2 separate regions of the Homo sapiens genome follow, and region 2 is linked to region 1. A link is an interaction called in ENCODE POLR2A ChIA-PET data of the cell type or tissue named here. Cell type or tissue: CD4-positive, alpha-beta T cell. All regions are shown on one strand. Links, peaks and the distances in the headings refer to the core of each region. The heading gives the core; the rest is flanking DNA.

Region 1 (8,264 bases), core at 2,222-7,221:
AATATAGCAAGACTCCGTCTCTACAAAAAATTAAAAAATTAGCCAGGCCTGGTGATGCATTACCTGTAGTACCAGCTTCTCGGGAGGCTGAGGCGGGAGGATCACTTGAGCCGAGGAGTTCCAGGCTGCATTTGAGCCATGATTGCGCCACTCCCTTCCAGCCTGGGTGACAGAGTGAGACCTCACCACTTAAAAAGAATTTTTTTGGCCGGGCGCGGTAGATTACTCCTGTAATCCTAGCACTTTGGGAGGCCAAGGTGGGCAGATCATGAGGTCAGGAGTTCAAGACAAGCCTGGCCAACATGGTGAAACCTCGTCTCTACTAAAAATACAAAAATTAGCTGGGTGTGGTGGCGGGCGCCTGTAATCCCAGCTACTCGGGAGGCTGAGGCAGGAGAACTGCTTCAACCCAGGAGGCGGAGGTTGCAGTGAGCCGAGATCACACAACTGCACTCCAGCCTGGGTGACAGAGCAAGACTCTGCTGTCTTAGAAAAAAGCAAAAAAAAAAAAAAAAAATTATTTGATTCTTTCGATTGATTGCAAAAGAAAACAAAAACTCCATGGGGAGGTGGGGTGGGAGGCATTTAGGAAGGACAAAGCCGGAGTAGTAAAAACCCACCAGTAACAACAGCATCCTTGCTATTGTAGGAGCCCTGTTCTTATACATTAACTCACTAAATCCTCAACAACCCTTTGAGGGTGGTACTATTACTATCCCCAGTTGATGGATGTGGAAACTGAGGCACAGGGAGGCTAGACGACTCACTCCCCTGTGGTTACACAGCTCTGGCAGGAAAAGCTGAACCTGGGCCATGGCTGACACTGGATCATTTTAGGGAGACAACCATTTGAAAAGGTATTTGTGCAAATTAAAACACATGCATACACACAGATGTACTTTTATATCTGTGGCCATGGAGAGAGAGAGAGAGAGAGTTAGGTGAATTAAAACATTTATTTATAGGTAAGATATATTACTGTGATTTCACAGTTATCAAGGACAGGCCTAGGACAAGTTTAGGTTTAAAGAAAAAGGCCTGTAATCTAGCACTTTGGGAGGCTGAGGTGGGCGGATTGCCTGAACTCAGGAGTTCATGACCCACTCTGGGCAACATGGTGAAACCCCGTCTCTACTAAAAATACAAAATTTAGCCAAGTGTGGGGTGGTGGGTGCCTATAGTCCCAGCTACTCAGGACTCTGAGGCAGGAGAATTGCTCGAACCCGGGAGGCGGAGGTTGCGATGAGCCAATATTGAACCACTGCACTCCAGCCTGGGTGACAGAGCAAGACTCCGTTCCCAAAAAAAAAAAAGAAAAGGGGAAAAATTTATAGTTGATATACGGAAAAGGGCGACATCAGCTGCCATTATGGGGGCGCACACACAGAGTAATGGTTGGGGATGGGGTCCCTGTGACCACGGTGTGGGAAGTACCAGCTTCTTCGGCCTTGGTGGTAGGAGCCTGCCAAAAGCCTCACCTTGTATCCATCCCAGCCCCATTCCTCAGTTTCTCCCAGAACCCAGAGGATCCTGCTACTGCACCCTGTGCTCCGCCCTTGCTCCTGTCATCACAGTGGCCACAGGCTCTTCATACCAGGCTCCTCACCTTCCAACACCCCAGGCCCATACCTGCCTCAGGGTCTTTGCCACCCTTTCTGCCGATGTCACTCTCCATTCCATGTCTCTTCTCAAGTGTCACCTTCTCAGTGACGCCCTGGCCACTCCCCAGCACTCCCTACGCCCCTTACTCTGCTTGATTTTTCTCCATCTTCTTTTGAGATAGAGTCTCGCTCTGTCATCCAGGCTGGAGTGCAGTGGCGTGATCTCAGCTCACTGGAAACTCCGCCTCCTGGGTTCAGGCAATTCTTCTGCCTCAGCCTCTCAAGTAACTGGGATTACAGGGGCGCACCAGCATGCCCAGGTAATTTTTGTATTTTTAGTAGAGACGGGGTTTCACCTTGTTGGCCAGGCTGGTCTCAAACTCCTGACCTCAAGTGATCCACTCATCTCAGCCTCCCAAAGTGCTGGGATTATAGGTATGAGCCACCGCAGCCGGCTCATTTTTCTCCATCTTCTGACTCACTGCATTCAACATTTACTTGTGTGTTTGTTTACTGCCTGTCCCCGAGAGCTGGGACTTTGTCTGGTTCACTGCTGTGGCCCCAGCATCTAAAACACTTCCTTTGTGCAAAGAAAGTACTTATGACATATTTATGGCATGGATATCTCTGCATGGAATTTGACAAACCTTTTCTGAGGCTTCACACACACTGTTCCTCCCTCTGGTGGGAATGTCCTGCCCTAGTTTTTCCCACCATCCTTTAGGACCCAGTGGGAGGCCTTCCTCTTTGGTGAGGCCGTCCCAGACCTCCTCATCCCAGGCAGCCAGTCACTTTTTTTACCACCCTCCTGCTGGGTCCCCAGCATCACCAGCCCAGAACAGGTTATAACTCTTTCCTTCTGAACATCCGTCCCTGCAGCTCTCTCCTACTAGTTCCTGCCATTTAACAATCGTTTCCTGAGGCCTTGGTATGGGCTGTTCCCCACTCTATCCACCTGGTGACCCCCTACTCATCCTTCAAGACCCAGCACAAACTCTGTCCTCTGTGAAGCCACCACCCTGAAGCCCCAGGCTCCCAGCCAGGTCTCTCTCCAGCTTCCCCTGCCCCAGCACCTCCTCCTGTTACTGCCCTAGAAGCTGACTGCAGTCAGCTGCCCCCCAGGGTATCTCCCTTATCTGACTGGGAACTCCTCAAGGGCAGGTATGATCTTGGGGTCCGCAGCAGAGGACGTGTGGGTGAGTGGATGATAGTGGCCCCAAGACCCTGATCTCCCTCCCCAAAGCCTTGGCCTCTGCTCCTCGCCCACCTGGTTGACCCGTTCATTTTTTTTTTTTTCGAGAGAGAGTCTCGCTGTCACCCAGGCTGGCGTGCAATGGCGTGATCTTGGCTCACTGCAACCTCCGCCTCCAAGGTTCAAGCGATCCTCCCACCTCAGCCTCCCAAGTAGCTGGGATTACAAGCGTGTGCTATCACACCTGGCTAATTTTTATATTTTTGGTAGAGATGGGGTTTCACCTTGTTGGTTAGGCTGGTCTTGAACTCCTGACCTCAGGTGATCTGCCTGCCTCAGCCTCCCAAAGTGCTGGGATTACAGGTGTGAGCCACCGCGCCCAGCCTGACCCTTTCTTTCTCTACTGGCAAAACTCCTGCTCCTTTTTAAAGCCAAGCTCATGTCACCTCCTCTGTGAAGTCCTCGCTGACTCCCCAAGCGGTCAGTGTCTCTCTCGTATGGGCTCCCCGGCCCCTGCACTGCTCTCCATCACACCCTGACCACTCTGGGCAGTGGCCCCCCTCCCCACCCACTGACTATGGGCTCCTTGAAGGCAGGGCCTGGGTCTGCCCCATCTCTGTGTCCCCAGCAATGCTGGGCATGAGTCAGCCTCAGAAGACATCTGCTGAATGGCTGCAAACCAGAGGAAATATCTCCAGCCTCAGGCTGGGACCCCTCCCCTCTCTCCTCCCACCTCTGACTTCATACCACTCACCCTCCAGAGTCTTCAATGCCCACTATTACTTCACACAGTTGGCCTGTGACAGGCAATCAGGTCATCGTCCACGGCTACCAGGTGTTTCATGTCTACTGTGACTTCCAGGACCACAAGCCCTTTTGCGCCCACCATGTCTTCACCTAAGAGATCTTCAAAGCCCAGTATGTCTCTGGCACCCAGTGGATCCTCCATGCCCACTGCGGATCCCAAGCCTCCTGCCTCCTTGAAGTCCACCAAATCAGCAACACCCAACAGATCCTTAGTGCCCACCAAACCAGCGACATCCCGTAACTCAGTCATGAGCCCAAGCAGTTCCAAGTCCACCAAATCGACCAGTACAAAAAGAGCCCCTTCTAACCGGCCCAGCAGCAGGTCCCGAGTCCGCAGCAAAGCAAGAACACCCAGCAGGGTGAGCACCGACACCAGGACCAGCAAAGCCAGCAAGGCCAGCGACGTGAGATGCCACCAGCGGAGGGGCACACACAGCCGGGGTAGGACACCTGGCAGAAGGGGAAGCCGCAGCTCCAAGAGGTCACCCAGCAGGGCCAGCACTCCTGGCAGGATAAGAACTCATGGTGCCAGACCAGGCATGGCCAGCAGGGTGAGAACTCCCACTTCACAGCAAAAAGGGAGCCGGGGAAAGAGTTACGGCCGGCCTAGAACCAGCAACAGGGAAAGGAGTGACAGCCAGCCTAGAAATCTGAGCAAGAAGAGTTACCGCCCACCAGGAGGCTCAGGTATAGGGAGGAGTTCCGAGCTGGCTGTAACTCCCAGTACAGCCAAGTGTCAAACCCCGACTGGAATTCCCTCCAAGGAGAAGAGTGACAACCCATCTCCATCCTCATCAAGGAAGGTGAAGAGCTACGGTCAGATGATCATCCCCAGTAGGGAAAAGAGTTACAGCCCCACTGAAATGTCCAGCAGGGTCAAGAGTTATAACCAGGCCAGCACCCGCAGCAGGCCGCAAAGTCACAGCCAATCTAGAAGCCCCAGAAGGTCAAGAAGTGGCAGTCAGAAGAGGACGCACAGCAGAGTGAGAAGTCACAGTTGGAAGAGAAACCATAGCAGGGCAAGAAGTCGCACCCGGAAGGGAATTCTGAGCCAGATGGGAAGACACAGCCAGTCTAGAAGCCACAGCAAGGGGAAAAGTCAAAACCAATCTAGAACCCCCAGAAGAGGAAGAAGTCACAACTGGTCTAGAAACCCCAGCAAGGAAAGAAGTCATAGCCATTCCAGAAGCTCCAGCAAAGAGAGAGATCACAGGGGATCTAGCAGCCCCAGGAAGGAGAGTGGTCGCAGTCAATCAGGAAGCCCCAACAAGCAGAGAGATCACAGCCGATCTAGAAGTCCCAACAAGGCGAGAGATCGCAGCCGATCTAGAAGTCCCTACAAGGCGAGAGATCGCAGCCGATCTAGAAGTCCCAACAAGGCGAGAGATTGCAGCCGATCTAGAAGTCCCTACAAGGCGAGAGATCGCAGCCGATCTAGAAGTCCCAACAAGGCAAGAGATCATAGCCGATCTAGAAGTCCCAACAAGGCGAGAGATCGCAGCCGATCTAGAAGCCCCAGCAAGGAAAGAGATCACAGCCAACTTGGAAGCCCCAGCAAAGAGAGAGATCACAGACGATCTAGAAGCCCCAGCAAGGAGAGACAGTGCAGACAATCTAGAAGCTCCAGCAAAGAGAGAGATCACAGACGATCTAGAAGCCCCAGCAAGGAGAGACAGCGCAGACAATCTAGAAGCCCCAACAAGGAGAGAGATCGCAGCCAATCTAGAAGCCCCAGCGAGGAGAGAGAGCACAGACAATCCAGAAGCCCCAGCAAAGAGAGAGATCGCAGACGATGGAGAAGCCCCAGCAAGGAGAGAGAGCGCAGACAATCTAGAAGCTCCAGCGAGGAGAGAGATCACAGCCGATCTAGAAGCCCCAATAAGCAGAGTGGTTACAGTCGACCTAGAGCCTCCAGCAAGGAGAAAGCTCATAGCCGATCTAGAACCCCCAGCAAAGAAGGAAATCATAGCCAATCTAGAACCTCTAGCAAGGAGAGCGACCCCAGTCAATCTACAGTCCCCAGAAGTCCCGACTGGAAGAGATCCCCTACTAGGACAAGCAGTCTCAGTCAGAATAGAACCCCTAGCAAGACAAGCAGCCACTCCCCATCAACATTTCCCAGTGGGGGCCAAACCCTAAGCCAGGATGACAGTCAAGCCGACGCCACCACCTCTAAGGCCACCTTACCTGGGGAAAGGTCTTCATCATCTTCTTCCAAGCTGGCGTAGCCCCCAGTCTCAGCTGGCTCACGGGTCTCTGTCATGACCGGGGGAGGGGACAGGAGACAGGAGCAGAGCAGCAGCTGAGCAGCGTCCCTCCCCGGCCAGCTCTCCACAGCCACACCTCCGGCCACAAGTTCTCTAATACAGGATGTTGGCAGGTAGAGAGGGATGCTGGATAGGGGGAAAGGAAAGACCTGTGATGATTCAATAAATTTTTACATAGCACCCATCCCCACCAAGCCCAACTGTGTGCTCACTGCTGGCATGGGGCACAGAGGACCCCAGCTCTGTCCCTGACTGTCTACAGGGTCTTGACTGCAAGCCCTGCCCCTCTCTAGGTCTTTTTTTTTTTTGAGACAGAGTCTCTCTCTGTTGCCCAGGCTGGAGTGCAGTGGTGTGATCTCAGCTCACTGCAACCTCCACCTCCCAGGCTCAAGCAATTCTCCTACCTCAGCTTCCCGAGTAGCTGGAACTACAAGTGTGCGTCCTCACGCCCGGCTAATTTTGTATTTTTAGTAGAGATGGGGCTTCACCATGTTGGCCAGGCTGGGCTCGAACTCCTGACCTCAGGTGATCCACATGCCTCAACCTCGCAAAGTGCTGGGATTATAGGCATGAGCCACCGCACCCGTCCCCCTCTCTAGGTCTTAATTTCCGCATGTGGGCAACAAGGCTGCCTTCTGGTTCTTATTCAGTGGGGTAGGGAGAGGTGACACTCCAAATATTCAACAGTGGGGACTGGTGTGGGCACCAATCAGAACTGAGAGTGGAGCGGGACGGATACCAGGCCTTAACCCTTTAGTTGCTGGACCATGGGGAGGTCTGGGGTTGGGGAAGTGTTATGGGGAAAAAAAACCCTCAAACTGTGTTTTTCCTCTACTCTCACACTATCACAACAATCATCAACACAGAATTCTGTGACCAAATGTGTGGGGCTTTTTCCCCACACACTACACAGCAGACAACAGCTAGGTGTCCCCTCCGATTCCATTCCAACGCTGTCCCCACACCCAGCTAATTTTTGTATTTTTGGAAGAGACAGGGTTTCACCATGTTGCCCAGAGCTCAAGCAATCTGCCCACTTCAGCCCTCCAAAGTGCTGGGATTACAGGCGTGAGCCACCACACCCGACTTTTTTAAAAAAATAAAAATAAGGCCGGGCGCAGTGACCCATGCCTGTAATCCCAGCACTTTGGGAGGCCGAGGTGGGCAGATCACCTGAGCTCAGGAGTTTGACACCAGCCTAGGCAACATGGCAAACTTGTCTCTAAAAAAAAAAAAAAAATTACAAAAGTTAGCCGGTGTGGTGGCATGTGCTTATAGTCCCAGCTACCTGAGAGGCTGAGGCAGGAGGATAAATTGAGCCTGGAAGGTCAAGGCTGCAGTGAGCCGTGACCTTGCCACTGCACTCAAGCCTGGATGACCCATCTTACAAAAAAAAAATTTTTGCTGGAGCTGCTCACAGAACTCAAGGAAATGCTTACTTAGATTTACTGGTTTATTATAGAGGATATTGCAAAGAACAAAGATGAAGAGATGTGTAGGGCAAGGTATAAGGGAAGGGGCAGGGAGCTTCACGCCCTCCCTGGGGTGCTACCCTACAGGAACCCTCAGGTGGTTAGCTATGCGGAAGCTCTCCAAACCCAGTCCTCTTGGGTTTTTACGGAGGCTTTAAGACAGCAGCATTGGGCATGGACTTCTCTGAAAAGTGTCTTAAGACCAACAATCAAGAAGGTGGGGAAGATTAGAGTCTTGCCCTGGGGCAGGAAATGGAGGGCAGGAGGAGGTCAGAGAGATTCTGTTTCTTCAGACCTGCCCCAGGCCTAAGGTACACAACATTATAACAAGAGACTGTAACAAAGGCTGTAGGAGTTACCAGCCAGGAACTGTGGATGAAAACCAATATATTTATATATATAATACCACAAGGGGGGTCCAAAGTGGCAGTTAGGGACAGGGAGTACTTGTGTAGCAGTGACACACCAACCCATCTGGAAGTATTTTAATATTTAAACAATTGGTATGGCTATACTAGTTTGTGATTATCAGCCTTAGTTCTGTATCAATTGGCAAGATAGTGTCTAGGTTTGCCACACTCTAGCTGTGTAGCACCAAGCAAAGAACTTAACTTCTCTAGCCTGTTTCCTTCTCTGGAAGAAAGGGGCTTCCAGGCCTTAACTCACGTACTCCCCATAACTAGACTGGGAATTATCTCCTTTGTACAGATGAGGAAACAGACACAGAGGTGATAAGTGAGTAGCCCAAGGTCACCATCTGGTAAGTGGATGAACTAGGATTGGAAGCCAGACCTTTCATAAAATGATTTCTCAGCTCAAAAGGTTTTTCTGAAGATTCAGTAGGCTCACTGATAGAAATTGCTGGTGTGTGGCTGGTATTCCATCAAGAGTGGCCATTACTACTCCCACCCCTGCCCCTCTATAA
Region 2 (8,264 bases), core at 1,679-6,678, 88 kb after region 1:
ATCAGGGAAATACTCAGAGAGATTTGGGGAGTTCGGTTGGGTGGTGGGTTGTGATTGCCTTTCCTCACTAGCCTGGCCTCCATCTCTCTCCAGGCTTTGGCGAAGGTAACCCTGTCTCCTGGAGAAACGGTTTCTGCGTGACCTCCAAGGACTGCAAATTTGGCAACTCCATCTATGCCCTGACCTATGGTGTTGGCTTTGGCTTCTGCGTCAACACCACCTGTTGCCAAGGCAACTACCAGGAGCCCACCCCTCTCGGTATGCTGTCACCAGAAAGCAGTCAGATGGGTGGCCAAGGAGGTGGTGGGTGACTCTGGAGGCAGAGTTGAGGAAGGAATGCAGGAAGGAACATCACTCAACCCCAACCAGGCTGCCCTCAGGCACCCTGATCCCAGCTTGGGAGGAAATCCCACCAAGGTCATGACAATATTAAGTTCGTGACAATGTGGTAGAGCCTAGGAGTGCACTCGGGGCCCCGGGAGGTCCTGAGATTCCTTCTGACTGACCTTCATCCTCTTCTACACAGCAGCTCATCTGGCCTCACACACCCTGAGTGAGATATTGTGTCCTACATGTCCTGGGAGCTACTTGGAGCCCTGCAATTCCTCCTTCTACATGCAGTGTCCCAGTGGGGAATCTGAGTGTGTCCAGCTGGACCTAACGTCTGAAGAAGGTAATGGGGACAGCACATGTGTGTGTGTGTGTGTGTGTGTGAAGAAGGTAATGGGGACAGCATGTGTGTGTGTGTGCACATGTGTGTGTGCACGAGTGAGCCTTAGCACGTTAGATTTGGATACTGGTGTGCTTGAGTTTGGAGTCTCCCCTCCACCCTTTACTCTGTGTAGCTCAAGGCAAGTGACTTTATCTCTTTGAGCCTCTGTTTTCTCTTCTGGTAATTGGGGATGGTAGACACACACCTTGAAGGGCGTTGTGAGGACAAAGTGAACTCATGAGGGAGGTGACAGAGTAAAGGGCATAAGAACAGGACTCTAGGGCCAGGCTGCCTGGGTTCAAATGCTGAATCCACCACCTGAGCTGGGTGACCTTGACCAGGTGACTTTGCCTCTCTGTGCCTCAATTTCTCCATCTGTAAAAGGGGATAACTTGGTATGCAACAAGTTCTTTAAAAAACAGGGGAGGGCCGGACGTGGTGGCTCACACCTGTAATCCCAGCACTTTGGGAGGCCAAGGCGGGCGGATCACGAGGTCAGGAGATCGAGACCATCCTGGCTAACATGGTGAAACCCCATCTCTACTAAAAATACAAAAAATTGGCCGGGCGTGGTGGCAGGTGCCTGTAGCCCCAGCTACTCAGGAGGCTGAGGAAGGAGAATGGCGTGAACCCGGGAGGCGGAGCTTGCAGTGAGCCGAGATGGCGCCACTGCACTCCAGCCTGGGCGACAAAGCGAGATCCCGTCTCAGAAAAAAAAAATAAATAAAATTAAAAAACTGAAAAAAATAAAAGATCTTTGGACTCAAACAGACCTGGGTTTGTGGTGTGGATTCACAATTTATCTGCAGTGTAGTCTTGGACAAGTTTCATAACCTCGTCTCAAAAAAAAAAAAAGAAAAAACAACAACAAAACGGGAATAACAACAGTCGCTAAGTCCTAAGACTGTTGTGAGAATTGAATAAGATAATCCACTAAACTATATCAGTGCTTTCTGAAAGAAATGTAATGTAAGACACGTGTGTAATTTAAAATTTTCTGGGCCAGGTGTGGTAGCTCACACCTGTAATCCCAGCTCTCTAGGAGGCCAGGATCGCTTGAGCCTGGAAGTTTGAGACCAGCCTGGGCAACAGAGGCAGACCCTATCTCTACAAAAAATTTTCAAAATAATTAGCTGGGCCTGGTGCTACGGCCTGCAGTCGCAGCTACTCAGGAGGCTGGGGTGGGAGGATCACCAGAGCCCAGGAGGTCGAGGCTGCAGTGAGCTGTGATTGTGCCACTGCACTCCAGCCTGGGTGACAGAGCGAGACTCTGTCTCATTTTTTTAAAAAAAGTTTTTAAAAAAGGAAACAAACATTGCACACGAGTGAAAACACACCTGTAACATACGTGTAAGGTAGAAAGAGTGACAACGAGAGAGAGACAGCCGTGACCAGCTCCCAGCTCAAAGAAAAGAACATTCCTGATGAGCTTTCACGAAGGACATGGACTCGAGGGGCTCGCGGGCCCTGTGCGTGTGCAAGGCGCGCGCGTGTGCGCTTGGGTGCGCGCGGGGGTGGCCTTCTGCCTGCGCGCGCCCCCACGTCCCCTCCTTGCACCCTGTCTCCGTCTCGGCAGGCGGCCGGAACGTGAACGTACGCGGCTGCGGCTCCCGAGACCTGTGCAGCGCCCTGGACTGGACCCACGGGCTCTCTGTGCTCCCAAGACACTGGCTGTCGAGCCACTGCAGCCCCCACCGCCGCGCCGTCCTAGAGTCCCACTGCCGCTCGGGCGCCGCGCCCGGCCTCCGCCTCTCCCTCCCGGTTCTGGTGGTAGTCCTGGCAACCGCGACGCTGTGCTAAGGAATCCCGCCTGGACCACCCCGCCGCCCGGGAGGCCCCCTCCACCTGCTTGTTCGGCACGTCGCTAGATGGTGCCCTGGCTCCCCTCTGCTGGGGCAATGCGGAGACCTGGAAGCCTCTGGTGAGAAACTCAGGAAGCAGGGATGAGCTTCCTCCCTCAGACTAGCGTTTCCCAAAGCCAGACCTTCTGCTCCAGACTCAGGGCTTACTCAAGGCTAAGTCCTCTTTCCTCACACCAGGGTCCCAAAGGCCATGCCTCCATCAGCCTAGGGTGTGTCTTCCCCGCTCAGACTAAGGCCACTCACCTGCTGCTGAGATCAGGCGTCTGCTCAACTAAGTTGGGGCGGGGCGCTATACCTCCCCCCTCAGATTAGCACCTTCCCCAAGGCCAAACCTCCTCCCTCAGAAGAGGGCTGTTCTTCTTCCTCAAGTTACTAAGCCTCCTTCTTCAAACGAGGGGATACCCAATATCCGGCTGCTCCCAGACACCAGGGATGTGTCTCTTCTCCCACACATTGACAAGCAACTTCTCTTTTGTTCTCCCTGTTTGGGGTCTAGCAAAATCCTGGGCAGCCAAGGCGGGGCTTGAGGATCCGATACACCCTCTTCCAAGGTTTTCAGAGCAGCCTCCTCCACCCCCACCATGGGCCAAGACGGGGCAGGGGGCATGGGTGGGGTGAGGAGCCCCTCTTCTGTGTGGGCCCAATCTCCCAGCTGTAACCAGATCTGAATGAATCACATCTCACAATGCCAAGTGGTTTGAGTTTCCTTTTTCTGAAGTTTTAGCCTCAAAGAGGGCCCTGATGTGGTCCTCTCTCCTCTGAGGCCAGGGGAGGTTAAGTTACTTCAACTGGTGAACCTGGAGGGGACAAACCGACAACAGTGTCTGGCCAGGGTGGGCATAAGACCAAATGCTGCATCTGGAACTGAACTCAGAGGATTGAGCGGAGAAGTGAAACTGGGTTGCTCACCACAGGCAGAATGCCAGGAACCATTTGCTTTCTGCTGAAAGTGGCTGAGCGCAGTGGTTCACGCCTGTAATCCCAGTGCCTGGGGGCTATGACAGTGGGAGGGAGGGCTACCTAAGAAATCACTCCAGGCCATGCACCAGACAGATTAGGCGGCGTGGCTCTAGGGGGCTTGAAAGAGACCGCCCCCGCCAGGCGCAGTGGCTCCCGCCTGTAATCCCAGCACTTTGGGAGGCCGAGGCCGGCAGATTACTTGAGGTCAGGAGTTTGAGACCAGCCTGGCCAATAGGACGAAACCCGTCTCTACTAAAAATACAAAAACTTAGCCGGGCATGGTGGCGAGTGCCTGTGTTCCCAGTCACTCAGGAAGCTGAGGCAGGAGAATCACTTGAACCTGGGAGGCGGAGGTTGCAGTGAGCTGAGATTGCGTCACTGCACTCCAGCCTGGGCAACAAAGCGAGACTCCGTCTCAAAAACAAAAACTGAAAGTAACAGAAAGCCCAACCGAAAGAATAGAAACAATTCATTTAACATTCATCTAACAAATCTTTATCAGTCACAAGCTATGTATTCTTTTGTAAATGAGACACTGGCGATACAGACAAAATTCTGTGCTCTTATGGAAGTGGTATTTTAGTGGAGGAGACACATAATAAATAAATATCACATATCGTACATCACATATCAGTGAGTACTAGGAAGGAAACAGTGCGGGGAAGGAGAATGGGGAACGCTGCCAAAGAGATATGATCTTATACATGGTGAGTAAGAGCCTCAGTAAGGTGACGTAAGTAAAGACCTAATTGAGGAAGTAAAGACCTACGTGGGGCAAGGGAGAAGGCCATGCAGTTGTCTGAGGTGGGGGAGGAGGACATTCCAGGCAGAGGGAACTGGAAAGGCAAAGGCTCCAAGGCAGATGCAGTAAGAAACAGTTAATGTGGGTCAGACGCAGTGGTTCATGCCTGTAATCACAGTGTGATTTTGGGAGGCTGAGGTAGGAGGATTGCTTGAGGCCAGGAGTTCAAGACCAGCCTGGGCAATATAGCAAGATCCCATCTCTACAAAACATTGAAAAGTTAGCCTAGCATGGTGGTGGACTACAGGTATAGCTGTAGTCCCAGCTGGTCAGGAGATCAAGACCATCCTGGCTAACATGGTGAAACCCCGTCTCTACTAAAAATACAAAAAAAAAAAAATATTAGCCAGGCGTGGTGGTGGGCACCTGTAGTCCCAGCTACTCGGGAGGCTGAGGCAGGAGAATGGCGTGAACCTGGGAGGTGGAGCTTGCAGTGAGCCAAGATCGCGCCACTGCACTCCAGCCTGGGCGACAAAGTGAGACTCCGTCTCAGGAAAAAAAAAAAAATTAAAATAAAAAAATTGAAAAAAAATAAAAGATCTTTAGACTCAAACAGACCTGGGTTTGTGGTGTGGATTCACAATTTATCTGCAGTGTAGTCTTGGACAAGTTTCATAACATCTCTGAGCCTTGTGTTCCCATATTGTAAGGTGTTATTGTAAGGTACATTAAGCACAAGGCTTGGCCCACCCTAAGCTTTCAACCAATTGAAATAGTCATGTCTTCAGGTTGTTAATCATGAGGACTGTGCTATTATTTATCCACATTGTATAGAGGAAGAAACTGAGGCTGAAGGAGGCTAAGAGACTGCTAGTATGAAGAACATTGGGACTGAACACACATCTGTCTGACTCTAGAAGATAAAATTTCCCCCCCTTAAACATTAAGAAAATGTCCAAATATACACAAAAGTAGAGAAAATAGTATAATATCTATGACAGACTGATACCCCAATCTATGATGGGACCAAAATGTGACTGAGCCCAGAGCCCATAGCAGGCGCCCAGGAGATGTTTGCAGCTGGAAGCAGTCATTAAATGACCCTTCAGTATCAATCTCTCAGTGTCCAAAATTATGCACATTTTGCCAAATTATCTCTCTCTTCCTTCCCCCTTCCCTGCCTCCTCCTTTCCTACACCTTCCCCTCTTCCTCCCTCCTCACCTCTCTCTTTTGCTTTTTTTTTTTTGAGATGGAGTCTCTTGCTCTGTTGCCCATGCTGGAGTGCGGTGGCGTGATCTCGGCTCCCTGCAACCTCCGCCACCCAGGTTCCAGCGATTCTCCTGCCTCAGCCTCCAGAGTAGCTGGGATTACAGGCACGCATTACCGTGCCCAGCTGATTTTTGTATTTTTAGTAGAGACGGGGTTTCACCTTGTTGGCTAGGCCTGTCTCGAATTCCTGACCTCAAGTGACCCGCCCGCCTTGGCCTCCCAAAGTGCTGGGATTACAACGTGAGCCACTGCTCCTGGCCTTTCCTTTGCTTTTACCCTCCCTCCTTTGCTCTTTCTCTCTCCCTCCTTCCTTTCTCCCTTCTTTCCTCCTCTCTCTCTTTCTCCCTCCTCTCCTTCATACTTCTTTCTTCCTTTCTCCCTTCTTGCCTTCCTATATTCCCTCCCTCTTCCCTTCTTTCCTTTTTGTGCTGAGACATTTAAAGCAAATCCCAGATATCATATTTCACCCATAAATACTTCCCTGTGCATCAGAGCCCATGCTTTCGACTCTTGTAGGACGGACACATCCTTTCTGGGAGGGAGGATGGAATAAAATAAAGCATACTGAGAGCTTAGCATAACCCACACCCATCCCTGCCTGTTTGCAGAAGGCCTAGAATATCCTAATCCTTCAGGGGAGATCTCCCTTCACCCATGGATCTGTGACATTCTTCTAAATCCTTCATAGAAAGCTCATATCAAAAGTGACTAGTTCACCTGTCTCTACAAAAAAATCAAAAATTAGCCTGGGTGTGGGGGCACACACCAGTGTTCCCAGCTACTCAGGAGGCTGAGGTGGGAGGATCACTTGAGCCTGGGAGGTTGAGGCTGCCGTGAGCTGCGATCGCGCCACTGCACTCCAGCCTGGGCGACAGAGTGAGACCCTGACTCAAAAAAAAAAAAAAGTGACTAGTTGAATATGCGTACAAGAGACATAGCCACAGAGCTCAGCATAGTGGTTCAGAGGATGTACTCAGGTTCCAGTCTGTCTGGGTTCGAAAGCCAACACTTTGCCAGTTACTAGTTGTTTTTTTGTTTTTGTTTTTGTTTTTTACCTTTGGAAACAGAGTCTCACTCTGTCACTCAGGCTGGAGTGAAGTGGCGCAAACTCAGCTCACTGCAGCCTCTGCCTCCCAGGTTCAAGTGATTCTCCTCCCTCAGCCTCCCCAATAGCTGGGATTACAGGCGTGCCACCATGCCCAGCTAATTTTTGTATATTTAGTAGAGATGGAGTTTTGCCATGTTGCCCAGGCTGGTCTCCAACTCCTGAGCTCCGGCAATCTGCCTGCCTCGGCCTCCCAAAATGCTGGGATTACCACCATTTTGTGAGCCACTGAGCCCAGTCACTAGTTCAGTTACTAGTGGCCTCAGGTGAGTACCTTGACCTCAGCTTTCCCATTTGTGAAATGGGACAATAGTGGTTCCTGCTCACAGAGTGGACACAAAGGTTGAGAGAGTCCACACATACACAGAACTCAGAACAGCGCCTGGAATTCAGAGTTCAACACAGGTAAATGGTGGCCCTTACTGTCATTATTGGGGAGGGGGAGTGCCCTTTGGGTCATGGGTCCCGTTTCTGTCTGTTACCCAACATGGCCTCCCGTTGTGAAGGTTGCCTACCCCAAGGTATGGGTGTGAAGGAACCTGGGGGTGGTGAGGAAGGAAGCAACATCTCTGCCAGACTGGAGTCTCGGGGGATGGGTCCCGGATATGACCTGTCCTGGCTGAGTCCAGAGTCCATGGCAGGTGGTCAGGAAACATTTGTGGAAAACAGTCATTTAATGGTCCTGGAATCTGCAGGGGTAAAAGGGACTTTGGGGATGGGGTGGGGCTAACCTGGGTGAAGAATTTGATGTTATTGTACATTGCTAATTTTCCATAGGGGCATACATGTAGGCATATTATTCAAGTTTTAAAATTTTACTATAAATTATTTAAAACAAACAAAAACAAATAAAGAATAAGTGGAGTCTCTTGGCACTCAGTTGAAAGACAAGAAACATCAAAACATTTGAAATACATACCCAGTGGCCATAGCTGTCCCTGGCCACAGCTCCTTTCCTCTCTCCTCACCTGAGATCACCTCTATCCTGAACATGGTATTTCCAATTTTGCCACCTACAGGCATGCTTTTGATTTTTTTTTTTTCAGACAAGGTCTCACTCTGTTGCCCAGGCTGGAGGGCAATGGTGCTATCAATAGCTCACTGCAGCCTCAACCTCCTGGGCTCAAGTGATCCTCCTGCCTCAGCCTCCTGAGTAGCTGGGACCACAGTCATGTGCCACCATGCCCAGCTCTTTCTTCCTTCCTTCCTTCTTCCTTTCCTTTCCTTCTCCTTTCCCTCCCCTCCCCTCCTTTCCCCTCCGCTTCTCTCTCCTTTCCTTCCTTCCTTTCTTTCTCTCTCTCTCTCCCTCCCTCCCTCCCTTCTTCCTTTTTTTTTTTTTTTTGAGATGGAGGCTCACTCTGTTGCCCAGGCTGGAGTGCAGTGGCATGATCTCAACTCTCTGCAACCTCCGCCTCCCAGGTTCAAGTGATTCTCTCAGCCTCCCAAGTAGGTGGGACTACAGGTGCATGCCACTGCTTCTGGCTAATTTTTTTTTTTTTTGTATTTTTAGTAGAGACGGGGTTTCACCATGTTGGTCAGGCTGGTCTTGAACCCCTGACCTCAGGTGATCCACCCGCCTCGGCCTCCCAAAGTGCGGGATTACAGGCATGAGC

The links. ChIA-PET counts read pairs that join two places held together with the same protein. Peaks named below come from ENCODE experiments on the same cell type or tissue, not always from the same donor. Only the 100,000 strongest peaks of a DNase experiment are listed, where the experiment ranks them.
Region 2: POLR2A ChIA-PET joins it to region 1 with 6 read pairs; 3 of 35 experiments call an interaction of 5 or more read pairs at or near these places.

Annotation. Positions count from the first base shown.
Region 1 is chr19:43,608,442-43,616,705 of GRCh38, forward strand. ZNF428 (zinc finger protein 428) reads right to left here. Exons shown (of 3, transcript NM_182498.4): 2 at 5,788-5,993. The coding sequence starts at 5,863. SRRM5 (serine/arginine repetitive matrix 5) reads left to right here and starts at 3,647. Exons shown (of 1, transcript NM_001145641.2): 1 at 3,647-6,057. The coding sequence starts at 3,681. The coding sequence ends at 5,828. In CD4-positive, alpha-beta T cell, for the core only: no CTCF peak of the experiment used is centred there; no DNase peak of the experiment used is centred there.
Region 2 is chr19:43,697,260-43,705,523 of GRCh38, forward strand. It overlaps the pseudogene LOC105372412. Among named protein-coding and RNA genes, the nearest start is that of IRGC, 15 kb to the right of the region's middle. RefSeq lists enhancers at 3,185-3,685, 4,044-4,093, 4,104-4,153, 4,244-4,303. In CD4-positive, alpha-beta T cell, for the core only: no CTCF peak of the experiment used is centred there; DNase peaks (open chromatin) are centred at 2,832, 3,472 and 4,252; H3K4me3 peaks cover 1,394 bases; H3K27ac peaks cover 1,775 bases.